Linked DNA regions of Homo sapiens: region 1 is linked to region 2. Evidence: chromatin loops called from intact Hi-C (ENCODE). Cell type or tissue: uterus. All regions are shown on one strand. Each heading gives the region's core, and the rest is flanking DNA. Links, peaks and the distances in the headings are about the cores only. Region 1 holds the start of PDIA2 (protein disulfide isomerase family A member 2). Region 2 overlaps AXIN1 (axin 1).

Region 1 (8,314 bases), core at 120-8,119, 61 kb before region 2:
TGGGGCTGGGGCTGGGGCTCAGGCTCTGTAGGGCGTGTGGTGATCCCCGAGAAGACGGGAGCGAAGTGGGCAGGGACTCAGAAACCCCTGCCCAGGGCACCAGGGAGAGGGGCTTCAGGAGGCCACCAGCCCGGGGCGCCATGGGAGGCGGCGCAGAGCCTGAGCCCAGGGATTTGGAGACAGCCGCCCCCGGCACCCGAGCACCATGGGGAGGAACTCCTAGACTGTGGGAAAGTGTTCAGAGACCCCAGTCCAGAGCAGGGTGGTGGAGGGCCCTAGAGGGTCAGTAGGCTTGGGGGGCCGCCGAGGGCCCTAGAGGGTCAGTAGGTTTGGGGGCCGCCGAGGGCCCTAGAGGGTCAGTAGGTTTGGGGGCCGCCGAGGGCCGCTGCTCTCTAGCAGGTAGCCCCTGACCCTGGGCTGCCCTCATCTGAAGTCTTCGCTCCCCCGCCCTTTGGTCTCCGAGTCAGGGAGGGGGCCCTTGTGGACATCTGGGCCAGAGGAGCTGCAGGCCTGGCGGTCTCTGGAGGCCCCTCCTGAAGGTCTGGGTGCGGTGCGGCACCTCCCCAGGCCGCCCTGCTCTCTCTGCTCGCTCTCTCCCTGAGCCCCCAGAGGCTTCCCTTGAGTCCCTTTGGATAGTGGGAGGTACAGCTGGCCAGAGGGGGCTCCAGCCTGGTGCTCGAATGCCAGGGTCCGCTAGTGGCTGCTGCTCACGCCCCTCCCCACCCCCAGTCCTCCTGGCTGACAAGGAGGGTGGGCCGCCGGCAGTGGACGAGGTGTTGGATGAGGCTGTGCCCGAGTACCGGGCGCCGGGGAGGAAGAGCCTCTTGGAGATCCGGCAGCTGGACCCGGACGACAGGAGCCTGGCCAAGTACAAGCGGGTGCTGCTGGGGCCCCTGCCACCGGCCGTGGGTATGGCAGGGGTCTAGGCTTGGAGGGCTGGGTCTGGGGGGCTGGTGAGGAGCCTGGTGGGGGTGGGGGGCATCCTGCAGACTTCCAGTTTCTCCTCAGACCCAAGCCTGCCCAATGTGCAGGTGACCAGGCTGACACTCCTGTCGGAACAGGCTCCGGGGCCCGTCGTCATGGATCTCACAGGTAACTCGCAGGATGCTGCACCCTGAACACAGGTAGGGCCCTCCCAGGCACGCTTCTGCACCCCTGAGTTCCGAGCCCTGGGCCATCACAGTCGCACACCTCATGGGTACCACACCCTACGTGGGGGCTCCTGGAGCAGGTCTCAGCCTGTAGGGGAGTTCCGACCCTAGCTGAGGTTTCCCCAATAGGGGACCTGGCTGTTCTGAAGGACCAGGTGTTTGTCCTGAAGGAAGGTGTTGATTACAGAGTGAAGATCTCCTTCAAGGTGAGAGCCGGGGCAATGGGCGGAGGGGATGGGGGTGGGGGCAACAGCCAGAGGCCTGGCCCCCAGAGGAACCCCTAATGCCTCTGTTCCCAGGTCCACAGGGAGATTGTCAGCGGCCTCAAGTGTCTGCACCACACCTACCGCCGGGGCCTGCGCGGTGAGGGCAGCGGTGGGGGGAACGGGGCGGGGGGGGGAAGCGGGGGCAGACAGAGGACAGCTCTGATGCCCTCGCCCTCCCTAGTGGACAAGACCGTCTACATGGTGGGCAGCTATGGCCCGAGCGCCCAGGAGTATGAGTTTGTGACTCCGGTGGAGGAAGCGCCGAGGGGTGCGCTGGTGCGGGGCCCCTATCTGGTGGTGTCCCTCTTCACCGACGATGACAGGACGCACCACCTGTCCTGGGAGTGGGGTCTCTGCATCTGCCAGGACTGGAAGGACTGAACCCCCAGTCCGTGTCTCCCCTACCTCCCTCAGTTGTTGCACAGGGACCCCCAAGCATCCCCAGCACCCCCCGTGAGTGACCAGACCCTCCCCTGCTGCCCCTGCTGCCCCTGCTGCCCCTGCTCTGTCCCGGGACCCCCTGGCCTGGCGCTGTCCCCTGAGCTGTCCCATTAAACATGGCCCTGTCTCTCTCGGTGCCCTGGGTGTCGTCTCTTTCTGCCTCCCCTCCCCTGGGGGCCGGGGGCGGCCGCATGGGCCTTGTCTTTGCTGGGACTGGGCCTGTGTGCCACGTGGCAGCTGCTGCTTGGCTTCTGGCCCCCTTATCTGCCCCCGCCCCACGCGCCCTGGCAGCACCATGAGCCGCCAGCTTCTGCCTGTACTGCTGCTGCTGCTGCTCAGGGCTTCGTGCCCATGGGGTCAGGAACAGGGAGCGAGGAGCCCCTCGGAGGAGCCTCCAGAGGAGGAAATCCCCAAGGAGGATGGGATCTTGGTGCTGAGCCGCCACACCCTGGGCCTGGCCCTGCGGGAGCACCCTGCCCTGCTGGTGGAATTCTGTGAGTGCTGGGGCCAGTGGGGCTGGGGACCGGCGGGGGACCGGCAGAGCCCACCTGGGGGCCCCACCCTTTGCCGGCAAATGCAGGGCATGTGCCCAAGAGGGGCCTCCCCGCAGGCACTTGCCCCCACTGTGCCCAGGAGCTCTCTAGGAGGGGCCTGGGGGTCTGGTTGGGGCAGGCAGGAGCAGTGTGGTAGTACTGGGGGTACCCACAGGACTTGAGAACACCTGTGCCTCCCTGCTCGGCCAGCGGCCACGGTGCCAGAGTCACCACCTTGCCGGCCACTCCTCCAGCTGCCAGGGGCATCCCACAGACTCTGCAGAGGCTCGGGCAGTATCCAGGCTTTGGGGGCCCATGGAGGTCCCTGACGTGTGTGCCCTGTGGTCTTTTCGCAACCCTTGACACACATAGGAACTGTTCTTGCCTAGGAGGCCTTCACAGGCAGCCACATGGGCCCGGGAGCCCCAGCCATACAAGGCACGAAAGGGAGGGGTCTTTTTATTTTTATTTTTTGAGATGGAGTTTTGCTTTTGTCGCCCAGGCTGGAGTGCAGTGGCCCTATCTCGGCTCACTGCAACCTCCGCCTCCCAGGTTCAAGCAATTCTCCTGCCTCAGCCTCCCGAGTAGCTGGGATTATAGGCATACGCAACCAATCCCGGCTAATATTTTTTGTATTTTTAGTAGAGATGGGGTTTCTCCATGTTGGTCAGGCTGGTCTCGAACTCCCAACCTCAGGTGATATGCCCGCCTCTGCCTCCCAAAGTGCTGGGATTACTGGCGTGAGCCACTGAGCCTGGCTGTGGGGGGAGGGGGGGTGGTCTTTCAAGCTCTCCCAAGCCTTACTGGTCCCTGTGCTGCAGCCTGGGGGGCCACGAAGAGGCACTGGTGCTCGGCTTGTCCACGGCCAGGGCTCAGGGCAGAATGGAGCAGCACGCTTGTTCCCTGCTGGGTTGTCAGGTGTGGAGAGGGTGCTCCTGGGGTTGTGGTGGCCTGGGGCACTCACGGCCCCATCCCCCAGATGCCCCGTGGTGTGGGCACTGCCAGGCCCTGGCCCCCGAGTACAGCAAGGCAGCTGCCGTGCTCGCGGCCGAGTCAATGGTGGTCACGCTGGCCAAGGTGGATGGGCCCGCGCAGCGCGAGCTGGCTGAGGAGTTTGGTGTGACGGAGTACCCTACGCTCAAGTTCTTCCGCAATGGGAACCGCACGCACCCGGAGGAGTACACAGGTGAGGGGCAGGCCGGTCATTGGGGGGGCGGTGGCCAGGCCGAGGCTGAGGGGGACTCCCTGCAGGACCACGGGACGCTGAGGGCATTGCCGAGTGGCTGCGACGGCGGGTGGGGCCCAGTGCCATGCGGCTGGAGGACGAGGCGGCCGCCCAGGCGCTGATCGGTGGCCGGGACCTAGTGGTCATTGGCTTCTTCCAGGTGAGCCACTGGGCATGGGGGGCCGGGCCATGAGGGCAGTGACTGTGGGTGGGACCGGGTGGCCTCACAGGGCCAGGCCCCTCAGGACCTGCAGGACGAGGACGTGGCCACCTTCTTGGCCTTGGCCCAGGACGCCCTGGACATGACCTTTGGCCTCACAGACCGGCCGCGGCTCTTTCAGCAGTTTGGCCTCACCAAGGACACTGTGGTTCTCTTCAAGAAGGTAGGTCAGGCCCAGGTGTGGGTTGGGGTCCGGCTGCAGCGCCCGCTAACCCACCTGCTGCTGTCCAGTTTGATGAGGGGCGGGCAGACTTCCCCGTGGACGAGGAGCTTGGCCTGGACCTGGGGGATCTGTCGCGCTTCCTGGTCACACACAGCATGCGCCTGGTCACGGAGTTCAACAGCCAGGTGCGTAGGCTGCAGTGCCTGGGCTGGGGGTGTCCCAGGGTAGAGTCGTCCAGGGATGGGGGTGCCTAGGCTGGGGGTCCTGTGGAGTCATGAGCACCCTCCCTACTGTAGACGTCTGCCAAGATCTTCGCGGCCAGGATCCTCAACCACCTGCTGCTGTTTGTCAACCAGACGCTGGCTGCGCACCGGGAGCTCCTAGCGGGCTTTGGGGAGGCAGCTCCCCGCTTCCGGGGGCAGGTACTGGGGGGCTGGGGGAAAGGGGCAGCGGGAGAGTGGCCGGTGCCAGCATGGACTCCCTGCCACAGGTGCTGTTCGTGGTGGTGGACGTGGCGGCCGACAATGAGCACGTGCTGCAGTACTTTGGACTCAAGGCTGAGGCAGCCCCCACTCTGCGCTTGGTCAACCTTGAAACCACTAAGAAGTATGCGCCTGTGGATGGGGGCCCTGTCACCGCAGCGTCCATCACTGCTTTCTGCCATGCAGTCCTCAACGGCCAAGTCAAGGTCCGCTGCAGACTGCTCATAATGGAAGGGGAACCCTGACCTCATCCCACCAGCTTGGCAGGGGGTGGGAACAGCAGCTCTCAGAGCCCCCTGCCCCTGCAGGCCCCGCAGAGGCCCCCCTCAACCCGGCAATTCTCCCAACCCGGCGGTTCTCCCAACCCCAACCCGGCGGTTCTCCCAACCCCAAACCCGCGGTTCTCCCAACCCCAACCCCGCGGTTCTCCCAACCCCAACCCCAACCCCAACCCCAACCCCGCGGTTCTCCCAACCCCGCGGTTCTCCCAACCCCGCGGTTCTCCCAACCCCAACCCCGCGGTTCTCCAACCCCGCGGTTCTCCCAACCCCAACCTCAACCCCAACCCCACAGAGGTCCCTCCCCCCACCAAACCCCACAGTTCTCCCTCCCCCCACTAAACCCCACAGTTCTCCCAAACTTGAAGAGGACCTCCCTGTCAGGCCCTGCAGAGGATCTCCCCCCCACCTGCCCCCGGCCCCGCACAGGACCTCCCCCCCACCGCCCCCCCCACACAGAACCTCCCCCTGCCGCTGACCCCGCACAGGACCTCCCCCCCACCCCCCAGGCCCTGCACAGGACCTCCTGAACCCTGCAGAGGACCCCTGGCAAAGCGCCTGTCCTGGTTTCCCCCAGCCCTATCTCCTGAGCCAGGAGATACCCCCTGATTGGGATCAGCGGCCAGTTAAGACCCTCGTGGGCAAGAATTTTGAGCAGGTGGCTTTTGACGAAACCAAGAATGTGTTTGTCAAGTTCTGTGAGTGTTGAGGGAGGCAGGGGTGGTGTGGGCTGGGCAGGGGCTGCCCAGATGGCTGTGCTCAACGGCTCCCATCCTAGATGCCCCGTGGTGCACCCACTGCAAGGAGATGGCCCCTGCCTGGGAGGCATTGGCTGAGAAGTACCAAGACCACGAGGACATCATCATTGCTGAGCTGGATGCCACGGCCAACGAGCTGGATGCCTTCGCTGTGCACGGCTTCCCTACTCTCAAGTACTTCCCAGCAGGGCCAGGTCGGAAGGTATGGCGGACAGGTGGCTGGGGAGGAAGCCGGGGTGCCATCTTGCTGGGCATGGGGCTGGGCCCCACGTGTCCTCCAGATCCCCCTGCCTCTTCTCAGGTGATTGAATACAAAAGCACCAGGGACCTGGAGACTTTCTCCAAGTTCCTGGACAACGGGGGCGTGCTGCCCACGGAGGAGCCCCCGGAGGAGCCAGCAGCCCCGTTCCCGGTGGGTGTCCCTAAGCCAGGGCTCCAGGCCTCTGCACAAATCCTCTTTACACAGGGCTGGCAGGGGCGGGGGCAGGGGTAGGCTGGGAGCAGAGCTTCGAGCTGCACTTGTGACCCTTTCTAGGAGCCACCGGCCAACTCCACTATGGGGTCCAAGGAGGAACTGTAGCTGCCCCCGTGTCACCCCCGCCATCACTGCTGGACAGGAGCCACCCCCTTGGGTACCAGAGGGAGCTGTGCATTGTGAATAAAGAGTGAGCTTGGTTCTGGACTCTGTGTGCCTGGTCCCTCAGCAAGGCTGGCCTGATGCAGCTCTGCCCAGCTGGGGGCTCCAGGGCAGGAAGGTGGAGCACGTTCCTGCTCTAGCCCTGCCAGCCTCTGAGTCACAGGTGATCCCCATGCCTGCTGGAGGCCAGTGTGCCCTCCTTTACCACGGGGGCTGAGGCTGGGAGACCTAGGCCAGGCCCCACCCGCAGAAGACACACCACAGCCAGGGCAGGTTCAAAAACAGTTTTATTTCATTATTATCCAAGTACCTTTGAAAAGATAATTAATTGTACAAGTGTCATCGCATGAAAAACAGACTCGGGCAGCCCCTGCTGGCCTAGCCTGAGAAATGTACATATTTACACGGGCCCTCAGAAAGGAGGACCCAGGACTGCACAGCCGGCGGCTGGAGGCAGGTGCAGTGCTCCGTCGCCGATTCACACAGTGGCAGGCAAGAGACAAGCTGTGTTGAAGGCACTCGGTGGCGCGTACAATTGACAGAGGCCCTGCAGGCCTCTGCATCCGGGCCTGGGCCCCACCCAGACCTGGGTACGTGGGCAAATCCCAGAGGGAAAGTAGATCCCAGCACACGTGCCCAAGGGAGGTGCCGGGGGATGGGGGGGGGTCACCTGAAGCTGGCAGCAGGGACCTCGGCTGCCTCACTTGGGCTGGGCCCTCCAAGTATTGCTATGAGGAGTGGTCCAGGCTGCCTCCTTGGGGGCAGGACAGAAGCTTGTGGACCACTTGGAGGGACCCCCTACCTGCCTCTAGACACGGGTAGACCACAGGGATGGGTGGTACACCCAACACTGTTCCCCATCGGGCTCCTGAGTACGAGGTCATCTGCCTGGCCGTGACACCCGTGCCCGCCAAGGGCCTCGCCTGGCACAGCGGCCAGCCCACCAGCCTATCAGTCCACCTTCTCCACTTTGCCGATGATCTTCTCCTCAAAGACGGGCAGGACGGCCTCGTCCTCTCGAACCTCCTCAAACACCACCCCACAGTCAAACTCGTCGCTCACTTTCTTGAAGTAGTATCTGCAGGACGGAGGTGAGGAGGGCAGTGAGCAGGCAGCACCGCAGATGGGAAGGAGGCCTGTGGCAGGGGACGGCGTGTCCACACCCCATCCCGAGGAGCCTCCTGTCCATGCCCCACGGCCCCCACTGCATGTGCGCCCCCTCCCAGGGCAACAGTGAACAGTGCAATGACCACATGTGGGTGAAGTGGGCAGCCATGGGGGGTGAGTTCACTGCCTGCTGGGAGCACCCCACATCCCCCTGGGAGTACCTGCCCCAGCCTCTCAGGAGTTGCAGGGGGGAAGTGGACGGGTGTGGGGTGTCTGCTTCCCAAGGGCTGAGCCCCGTCATGGAGGTGACCCCAACTGGGGCCCTCCCTCAGCACCACATCTGCAGTCATGGGGTGTTTGCACAGTGGCTTGTGGACGGTGGGAACCACCCGCCAGGCTCTGCCAGGCTCTTGGGGTCAGGCCCCCTCTGCTCACCGCCCAGTGCTCACTCGGGAGCCTCCAAGGCTGGCTGCACGCAGGGCCCTGCAGGGCTGAGTGGCCCAGGGCGAATGAACCTTGGTAGGAGGGGGCTTGGCTTTTCAGTCAGGCAAAAGCACATGAGTCCAGAGCCTGGAGACAAGGTCGGCCTAGGGGAGCCTAACACAAGGTTCAGACCATCGTCGTCTAGGGGTCTGGCCTCTGTTTTCCCACCCCGAAGATGAGGGCCCTGGACGGGGGTCCCTTTGGACCCTCTCAGTCCTGTGGGGCCGAAAGCCTGATGCCACCCTCAGCCTAGGGCTTGGAGAAGTGGCTTTAGTTGCAGATGAGGGACATGAGCTGAAATGGCCGGAAGCCCTTTTTCTTCTTTTTTTTTTTTTGGGCGGGGGTAGAGACAGAGTCTCGCTCTGTCACCCAGGCTGGAGAGCAGTGGCGTGATCTCAGCTCACTGCAACCTCTGCCTCCCGAGTTCAAGCAATTCTGCCTCAGCCTCCCAAGTAGCACACCTGGCTAATTTCTTTAGTATTTTTAGTAGAGACGGGGTTTCACCATGTTGCCCAGGCTGGTCTCGAACTGCTGAGCTGAGGCAATCCGCCCACCTCAGCCTCCCAAAGT
Region 2 (8,314 bases), core at 172-8,171:
CCCGGTCCCATTGACCACCCAAGGGCTGAGGAGTGCGGGCGCACGGCACGGGACTGGCAGGCAGCTCCACCTGCAACCCCGGTGCGGGATCCACTGGGTGAAGCCAGCTGGGCTCCTGATTCTGGTGGGGACGTGGAGAACCTTTATGTCTAGCTCAGGGACTGTAAATACACCAATCGGCACTCTGTATCTAGCACAAGGTTTGTAAACACACCAATCAGCACTCTGTGTCTAGCTCAGGGTTTGTGAATGCACCAATCGACACTCTGTATCTAGCTACTCTGGTGGGGACTTGGAGAACCTTTGTGTGGACACTCTGTATCTAGCTAATCTGGTGAGGATGTGGAGAAGCTTTGTGTCTAGCTCAGGGATTGTAAACGCACCAATCAGCGCCCTGTCAAAACAGACCACTGGACTCTACCAATCAGCAGGATGTGGGTGGGGCCAGATAAGAGAATAAAAGCTGGCTGCGGGAGCCAGCAGTGGTAACTCGCTCGGGTCCCCTTCCATAGTGTGGAAGCTTTGTTCTTTCTCTCTTTCCAGTAAGTCTTGCTGCTGCTCACTCTTTGGGTCCACACTGCCTTTATGAGCTGTAACACTCACCGCGAAGATCTGCAGCTTCACTCCTGAAGCCAGTGAGACCACGAACCCACCAGAAGGAAGAAACTCCGAACACCTCCGAACGTCAGAAGGAACAAACTCCGGACAGGCCGCCTTTAGGAACTGTAACACTCACGGCAAGGGTCCGCGGCTTCATTCTTGAAGTCAGTGAGACCAAGAACCCACCAATTCCGGACACACCGGGACGACTAACCGGCTCTCCACAGGATATGCATCCCCTAACACGTGAGGCCTAAGCTCCAGGCCCTGCTGTGGTAGCAATGCTCACCAGCCGCCTGTTCAGTACCCACTCTCCTTTTCCCTTTGCATTACCCGCAGCCTTCCTTTGGAGGACTGCCCCCAGCTCCCCACTGGGGAGCAGCCGTCTGTCTGGGTGGAGAACCCACTTTCCTTCAGGAGTGACCCTGCTGCACAGCCCCCAGCGCACGCACCGTGACTGTGCTGAGACAGACGGGACACAGCGGCACACGTGCCCTCCTCAGAGCAACAGCGGGCCCATCCGTCAGAGCTGCGGGAAGCATCTGTAAACAAGGGAGCCCAGAGCCCAAGGTCACTGCAGCAGCCACCTCCAACACAAAGCCCACGAAGTCGCCCACCAGGCAGGCAAAGTCAGAATGGCACAAAGCAAAGGTGCCAGGCCCTAAGGCACACCTGAGGCTCTGCCTCAACAGTGCCCTTCAGGGTTGGGCTCAGGTGGGTGGGTTTCCACGACTTCCAACCTAGTGCACCCTCACCTACACCTGGCAGGACAAAGAGAATGGTCTAAATGTGAGGAACGCAGCCTGGACTTCATGCCCTGTCTGTGCTGACAAGCAACCATTCCAACATCAGAGATCTTCAAGCCACAAGGCTGCACCACAGGCCACCTCCCACAGAGAGGATTCAACCGCAGACACGACTCCCAAGCCCCAGGGTCCTCTGCCACCAGCAGCCCCAGAGCAGTCAAGTTAGGACCCAAACTGTGTAGACAGAGCTACACAAAATTAGACAGGAGAAGCCAATGTATCCCACTAATTTCATAGCAAAGGTTCCTTATTACAAATACAGCAAACCAAGGACAGACAGCAAAGCTACTGCTCGCAGCCAAGAACTGAAGAGTGGCTGGGAGGGAGGCACTGGGGTTCCAACAGTGGAAATCAGAACGGAGCTCATTTTCCTCCTGCAGCCCAGCCCTCAACTTCAGTCCCATCTTAAAAATAACCAGCCGGGGCCGGGCGCAGTGGCTCACACCTGGAATCCCAGCACTTTGGGAGGCTGAGGCGGGCAGATCTCTTGAGGAAAGGAGTTCGAGACCAGACTGGCCAACGTGGTAAAACCCCATCTCTACTAAAAATACAGAAAATTAGCTGGGCATGGTAGCTCACACTTGTAATCCCAGCTACTCGGGAGGCTGAGGCAGGAGACTCACTTGAACCCAGGAGGCAGAGGTTGCAGTGAGCTGAGATTGCACTACTGCACTCCAGCCTGGGCGACAGAGCGAGACTCCATCTCAAACAAAAAAACAAGCAAAAAAAATAACCAGCCAGGTGCAGTGGCTCCCACCCGTAATCCCAGCACTTTGGGAGGCTGAGATCACTGGAGTCCAGGAGCTCGAGACCATCCTGGCCAACGTGGCGAAACGCTGTCTCTACCACAAATACAAAAATTAGCCAGGCATGGTAGCACACACCTGTAATCCCAGCTACTCGGGAGGCAGGAGAATCACTTAAACCCAGGAGGCAGAAGTTGCAGTGAGCCGAGATAGCGAGATAGTGCTACTGCACTCCAGCCTGTGTGACAGAGCGAGACTCCATTTCAAAAAAAAAAAAAAGAAAGAAAGAAAGAAACTCTCAGTTTATACCAGGCTTACTCAACAGGATAACTTTGCGGCATATTGTGTCCTAAAATGCTTGCTAAATAAATACCACTTGGCTAAAGACAATGAACAAAAGGGAAAAAAGGCCGGGCGTGGTGGCCCACGTCTGTAATCCCCGCACTTTGGGAGACTGAGGCAGGCGATCACGAGGTCAGGAGATCGAGACCATCCTGGCTAACATGGTGAAACCCAGTCTCTACTAAAAATACAAAAAATTGGCCGGCATGGTGGCGGGCGCCTGTAGTCCCAGCTACTTGGGAGGCTGGGGCAGGAGAACGGCGTGAACCTGGGAGGCGGAGCTTGCAGTGAGCCGAGATGGCGCCACCGCACTCCAGCCTGGGCGATAGAGCAAGACTCCATCTCAAAAAAAAAAAAAAAATTAACCAATTAACCTACACAATCCTTTTTTGTTTTTTTTTTGTTTTTTTTCTGAGACAGAGTTTCACTCTTGTCCTCTTGTCGCCCAGGCTGGAGTGCAATGGCACAACCAAGGCTCACTGCAACCTCTGCCTCCCAGGTTCAAGCGATTCTCCTGCTTCAGCCTCCCGAGGAGCTGGGATTACAGGCATGCGCCAACTCGCCTATCTAATTTTTGTATTTTTAGTAGAAATGAGGATTCACCACGTTGGCCAGGATGGTCTCGAACTCCCGACCTCAGGTGATTCGCCCGCCTCGGCCTCCCAAAGTGCTGGGATTACAGGTGTGAGTCACTGCGCCCAGTCGACAGTCCATCTTAAATCGTATCACTTAGACTACAAGTTTAACCTTAGACATGTTTAATCCTGTGTTGATGAGCGAGTAGCCAATTTCTGTGTCACAGTAAGCTTGAAGAACTAATGCGAGTTTTTAATAACTCCTCAGGAGAGTCCCAGCACATGGGGCTGTGCTTTCGGAGTCTTGATTAGGTCAGCAGGGGTCACATGAATTCCAGGCTTTCAAAGTTACACAGGCCGGAGCCTCCGGTCACCAGCTCTAGGGAAAGAGTGGGAAATGCATGCGCTCTGCTCACAAGCACAGTAGATGCCAGCCCGAAAGCCAAATAAACCTCCAGGAACCACGCAGGGATCACAGGGAAGGAAGAACGAAGAAACAGGTTCCAAGGCTGAGCACCACTCTGCTCCCTCCCAGGCAACACACGCACCCCACAGGCCCTGCCAGGATCGCCTCAGGGTCCAGGCTGCTGTGGACTACACAACAGCACCAACAGATTTTGTTGGCAGGAAAAAAGGCCCAATCCTGGAATGCCCACTATAGCCACAGGAAGTTTTCAAAGTACTCTGACCATTCCCCACACGTAAAACGTCCCCCCTGCTATTTCTCAGCCTGTAGGAAGAAGCTTAGAAGATCATTATAAAAGCAATAATCTGGCCGGATGCGGCGGCTCACGCCTGTAATCCCAACACTTTGGGAGGCCGAGGCAGGCAGATCACCTGAGGTCGGGAGTTCGAGACCAGCCTGGCCAACATGGAGAAACCCCACCTCTACTAATAATGCAAAATTAGCCGGGCGTGGTGGCACATGCCTGTAATCCCAGCTACTCAGGAGGCTGAGGCAGGAGAATCGCTCAAACCCGGGAGGCGAAGGTTGCAGTGAGCTGAGATTGTACCATTGCACTCCAGCCTGAGCAACAAAAGTGAAACTCCGTCTCAAAAAAAAAAAAAAGCAAGAATCCAATTCTCCAATTCTTATCGATGCCCTGAAACGTCCACTCCTCCCTTTATTAAGCGGAAAGGACCATGTCTACTGGGTAGATCCAGCTCCTATTTAAGAGGTGACAGACTTTACTGCTGAAGGGTAAAGTTTACATGTCATTGTGACTTCTAAGAATTCCGATGTTCCTAATGACTCATAAAGTCATATATTTTAGTCTGTTCTCAGTAAAAGTGTTCTCAACATTACAAATATAAAAAAGTAATGACAAATGCAAAAGTATCACAAATAAGAACAGAACCAAAATTCAACCCCAGCGGCAGCAGGACATCCGGTGTGGGTTAACGCCCGCCTCATCAGCACCTTTCCCTGGCTTGTTCTCCAGCTCTCGGAGGTGAGTACAGAAAGTGGACGCCTGGCGTCGGACTCACCTGAACTCTCTGCCTTCGCTGTACCGTCTACTGGAGGAGACCCTCGGGGCAGCTGTCTCCAGGAGCAGCTTCTGAGGGAGTCTTCCGGGGGGAGCAGCGTCTCTGCCATCGTCCTCATCCATGTCCTGGTCACACTTCCATTCCTCATCTTCATTTAAGGTCGGCAGGTATCCAGATATGCCCTTCCCTGTCCCTGACCCAGAGCTCTGGTCACTACAGACTTTGGGGCTCTCCGAGCCTGTCCTCGTATATTCCAAATAAATATCAGACTTAAGGAAGGAGGGATAGGTGTTTTCCTCCATAGTGGCCTGGATTTCGGTCTGGGCCTGGTCAAACATGGCAGGATCGATCAGCTGCTTCATGATGCAGCCCTTTATGAAGCTCTTGGTGGCTGGCTTGGTCTGCCGGGACACGATGCCATTGTTATCAAGAATGTACTTTCGGTAGATGGCTCTCGCCAGCTTCAGCCTCTTCTCCTCGTTCGAGTCACAGGGCTCCAGCTTCCTGAAGCCAGTGCAGGCAAACCAGAAGTCCAGCAAGTCGGCACAGCCCTCCTGCTTCAGGAAAGTCCTGAACAGGCTTATCCCATCTTGGTCATCCAGCAGGGAATGCAGTGACTCAGCCCACTTCAAGTATGGTGGGGTGGGGGAGGCACTGCCCTCAGGCTCATACCCCAGGTCCAGATCCGAGCGCCTCGGAGTGGCCGTCGAAGTCTCACCTTTAATGCCAACACCTTTCCCGGAGCAGAAACTGTAGCTGGCGGGCCTCGGGTCTGTGGACACCAGTTCTCCCTCCTCACCAGGCACTGGGGGTCGGGGAGCATCTTCGGTGAAACTTGCTCCGAGGTCCAAGGGGAAACCCTGCTCTTGGATATTCATTTTGGGACTCTGCGTCAAGGAACAATGAGCGCTGCACCCTAATACATCAGTACTTACAGCTCCAAAGTGAATCAATCTGTCCTGTTGAAACCATTAAGAGGACAAGGATTAGGAAAGGTGGGTCCATGAAACACGACCAGAGGTTTTCTCAAGACAAGACTCACGATGACGCCCTCCCGCTCAAACTCAAAGCAAGAAACTCAGTTTAAATGTTCAATCAAGATATATTTTGGCCACAAGCATAGTTCTACTTTAAAGCAATTTCTGGAAACTTTTACAACTACAGGAATGCCTCTCATGCTAAGAAGGGATGCCCAGGACATGGGAATGCCACTCCCCACAAGTCTCACTGCACAAACATCACGGAGGCTGGCAGCTTGAGCACCTCCCACCTCAGCTGCAGAGCTGAGGGACAGGGAAGGCAGGAAGACCGGAGGAAGGAAAGCTGCCTCTAGTCCTGACTATGTGTACAAACCTGAGTGAGGGCTGGACCCTCACAAGTAAGATGGAGACAATCGCTCCACCAGCCCCAGCAACACTCAGAGAGAAAGGAAGGTGCGCTACAGCCCCGAAGGTGGTGGGCGTCTTCTGAACCCCACGTCCTCCAGGCCCACGGCCACTGTTTTCTACCTGCTGCATCACGTCACGCGTGGTACACCTTCCGACACATGAGAACACACTGCAGGGTGTTCCTCCGACTCTCAACACACGCCTCAAAGAGAGATAATCATGGGTCACCTTCAGCCCCATCGACCGAGGGATCAAGGACACCACCCAGGCCCACAGAGGCGCTCGGACACCGTCACTGGAGACAATCTTAAAATGCTCTGTCAGAATGCTGCACTTGACTCTGAAAAGCCTCTCTGATGAGGATTCAGATAGCAAATAGTAAATGGGTACTTCAAGGAACAGAGAAGGTACAGAATAAAAGGAAATGCAAATACAATTTTTAGCTAAGGAAGCTATAGTTCATGTGACTTCACTCCTTAAGCTGAAAACCAAACCACCCACCCTCTTAGACATCAGGGAACTATAGAATTTGCTGCTACTACTGCTGCTGCTGCTACAAGCCTGCAAGGGGTGTGCAAAAGAGAGTAGATAAGGGCTCCAACAGAACCCCTGCCATGGTCTATGGTCCTTCCTGCCACGTCCTACAGGAGCCCAGGAGCTCTGGCTATGCCTGTCAACCCGGCCATGCAGGTGACTGAAACAACAGCCTGCCATGATGTAAGTGGTCCTGGCTAAAAGGGGCTGGAGAGAGGGCTTTAGAGAAGCATGTTGGGTTCAAAAGCCTAGAGTGCTGAACAAGTCACAGCAAACAAATAAAACCCTAAAACCCAGGACCAACTGAAGGGGGATCTATCCCCCAGCCACCACTCCACACTGCTGTCCCTTGTCTATGTGGAATCTGTCCCCCACACCAACTTCCTCACATTGCACACACTTTACCAGCCAACAGCTGCTCACGGCTGGAAGCACGAAGGATCCACAGAGCCAGGCGTGGTGTCACGCACCTGTAGTCCCAGCTACTCAGGAGGCTGAGGCTGGAGGATCCCTTGAGCCCAAGAGTTCAAGACTAACCTGGGCAACATAGTGAGACCCAATCTCTACCAAAAAACAGTTCTTAATTAGCCGGGTATGGTAGCGTATGCCTGTAGTCTCAGCTACTTGGAAGACTGAGGCAAGAGGATCACTTGACCCAGGAGTTCAAGGCTGCAGTGAGCTATAATCGCACCCCACTGCACTCCAGCCTGGGCAACAGAGCAAGATCCTGTCTCTAAAAAAAAAATAGGCCGGGCACAGTGGCTCACACCTGTAATCCCAGCACTTTGGGAAGCCAAGGCGGGCGGATCACGAGGTCAAGAGATCGAGACCATCCTGGCTAACACGGTGAAACCCCATCTCTACTAAAAATACAAAAAATTAGCCAGGCATGGTGGTGGGCACCTGCAGTCCCAGCTACTCGGGAGACTGACGTGGGAGAATGGCATGAACCCGGGAGGCAGAGCTTGCAGTGAGCCGACACCGCGCCGGCCACTGCACTCCAGCTTGGGCGACAGAGTGAGACTCTGTCTCAAAAAAATAAAATAAAATAAAATAAAATAAAATTAGTAAATAAATAAGAAGCACCCATAGATGGAGGATGGTTTGCAACTATGTGCCCCCAATGACATTTCAGCAGCTAAGGACTTTTTGTGAACGCTGCTGGGTAGTATGTCATCTTGGCCTCAGCAGGAACACACAGCTTCTAAAGGTCAAGGCCCAGTGAGCTGTGACATCCTGCTGCTCACAGACCACTTCAGCGGCAGTCACTCCGTGAGCCACATCAGCATGGAGGGAGCACCCTGGGCGTGGGCACCTCCACACTAGCTCACGGTCATCTGTCTGGGACGCCATCACAGGAAAGAAGGCCTGCACCCTGACCACCTGAGCCTTACCACTATAGATGTACTACCATTCACTAGCTTGAAGAACCAAGTCACCGGAGAGTGGAAAGTGATTAATCAGACAGTGCTCAGAAGGGAGGCTAACCACAAGTCACCATCATGCTCTCATAAGGGACTTAAGTCTTCTGTGTTAATTATTGGTAGTAGCGGGACCCACAGCACCCAGCACAAGGTCCTGCAACTAACGGGCACCAGTAAGTCATTCACTGATGTAAAAAAGAAAAGACATTTGTCACAGACGCCAAACACTGGCTCTCTACAGGGGCTGAACTACTGTACCACAGAAAACAGCAGCAAATTCTTCCAAAACTAATGGGTTTTGTTGTTTTGTTTTTTGTTATTTTGAGACAGGGTCTCGCTCTGTCGCCTAGGCTGGACTGCAGTGGGGCGATCTCAGCTCACTGCAGCCTCAGCTTCCCAGGCTCAAGCAAT

What was found. Hi-C counts contacts between places; a loop is a spot of excess contacts. Peaks named below come from ENCODE experiments on the same cell type or tissue, not always from the same donor. Only the 100,000 strongest peaks of a DNase experiment are listed, where the experiment ranks them.
Region 1: it touches region 2 in a loop (4-fold over the local background); 7 of 110 quality-filtered maps call a loop at or near these places.

What each region holds. Positions count from the first base shown.
Region 1 is chr16:281,017-289,330 of GRCh38, forward strand. It overlaps ARHGDIG (Rho GDP dissociation inhibitor gamma), which reads left to right. Exons shown (of 6, transcript NM_001176.4): 2 at 730-909; 3 at 1,009-1,092; 4 at 1,281-1,357; 5 at 1,451-1,514; 6 at 1,599-1,994. The coding sequence ends at 1,798. PDIA2 (protein disulfide isomerase family A member 2) reads left to right here and starts at 2,148. Exons shown (of 11, transcript NM_006849.4): 1 at 2,148-2,352; 2 at 3,371-3,577; 3 at 3,643-3,776; 4 at 3,862-3,999; 5 at 4,068-4,184; 6 at 4,296-4,421; 7 at 4,490-4,687; 8 at 5,337-5,457; 9 at 5,538-5,719; 10 at 5,819-5,929; 11 at 6,053-6,199. The coding sequence starts at 2,154. The coding sequence ends at 6,097. It overlaps AXIN1 (axin 1), which reads right to left. Exons shown (of 11, transcript NM_003502.4): 11 at 6,424-7,232. The coding sequence ends at 7,106. RefSeq lists an enhancer at 1-473. In uterus, for the core only: no CTCF peak of the experiment used is centred there; no DNase peak of the experiment used is centred there; H3K27me3 peaks cover 717 bases.
Region 2 is chr16:341,591-349,904 of GRCh38, forward strand. AXIN1 (axin 1) reads right to left here. Exons shown (of 11, transcript NM_003502.4): 2 at 4,558-5,516. The coding sequence starts at 5,435. Among named protein-coding and RNA genes, the nearest start is that of AXIN1, 7.0 kb to the right of the region's middle. RefSeq lists enhancers at 1-426, 7,639-7,918. In uterus, for the core only: no CTCF peak of the experiment used is centred there; no DNase peak of the experiment used is centred there.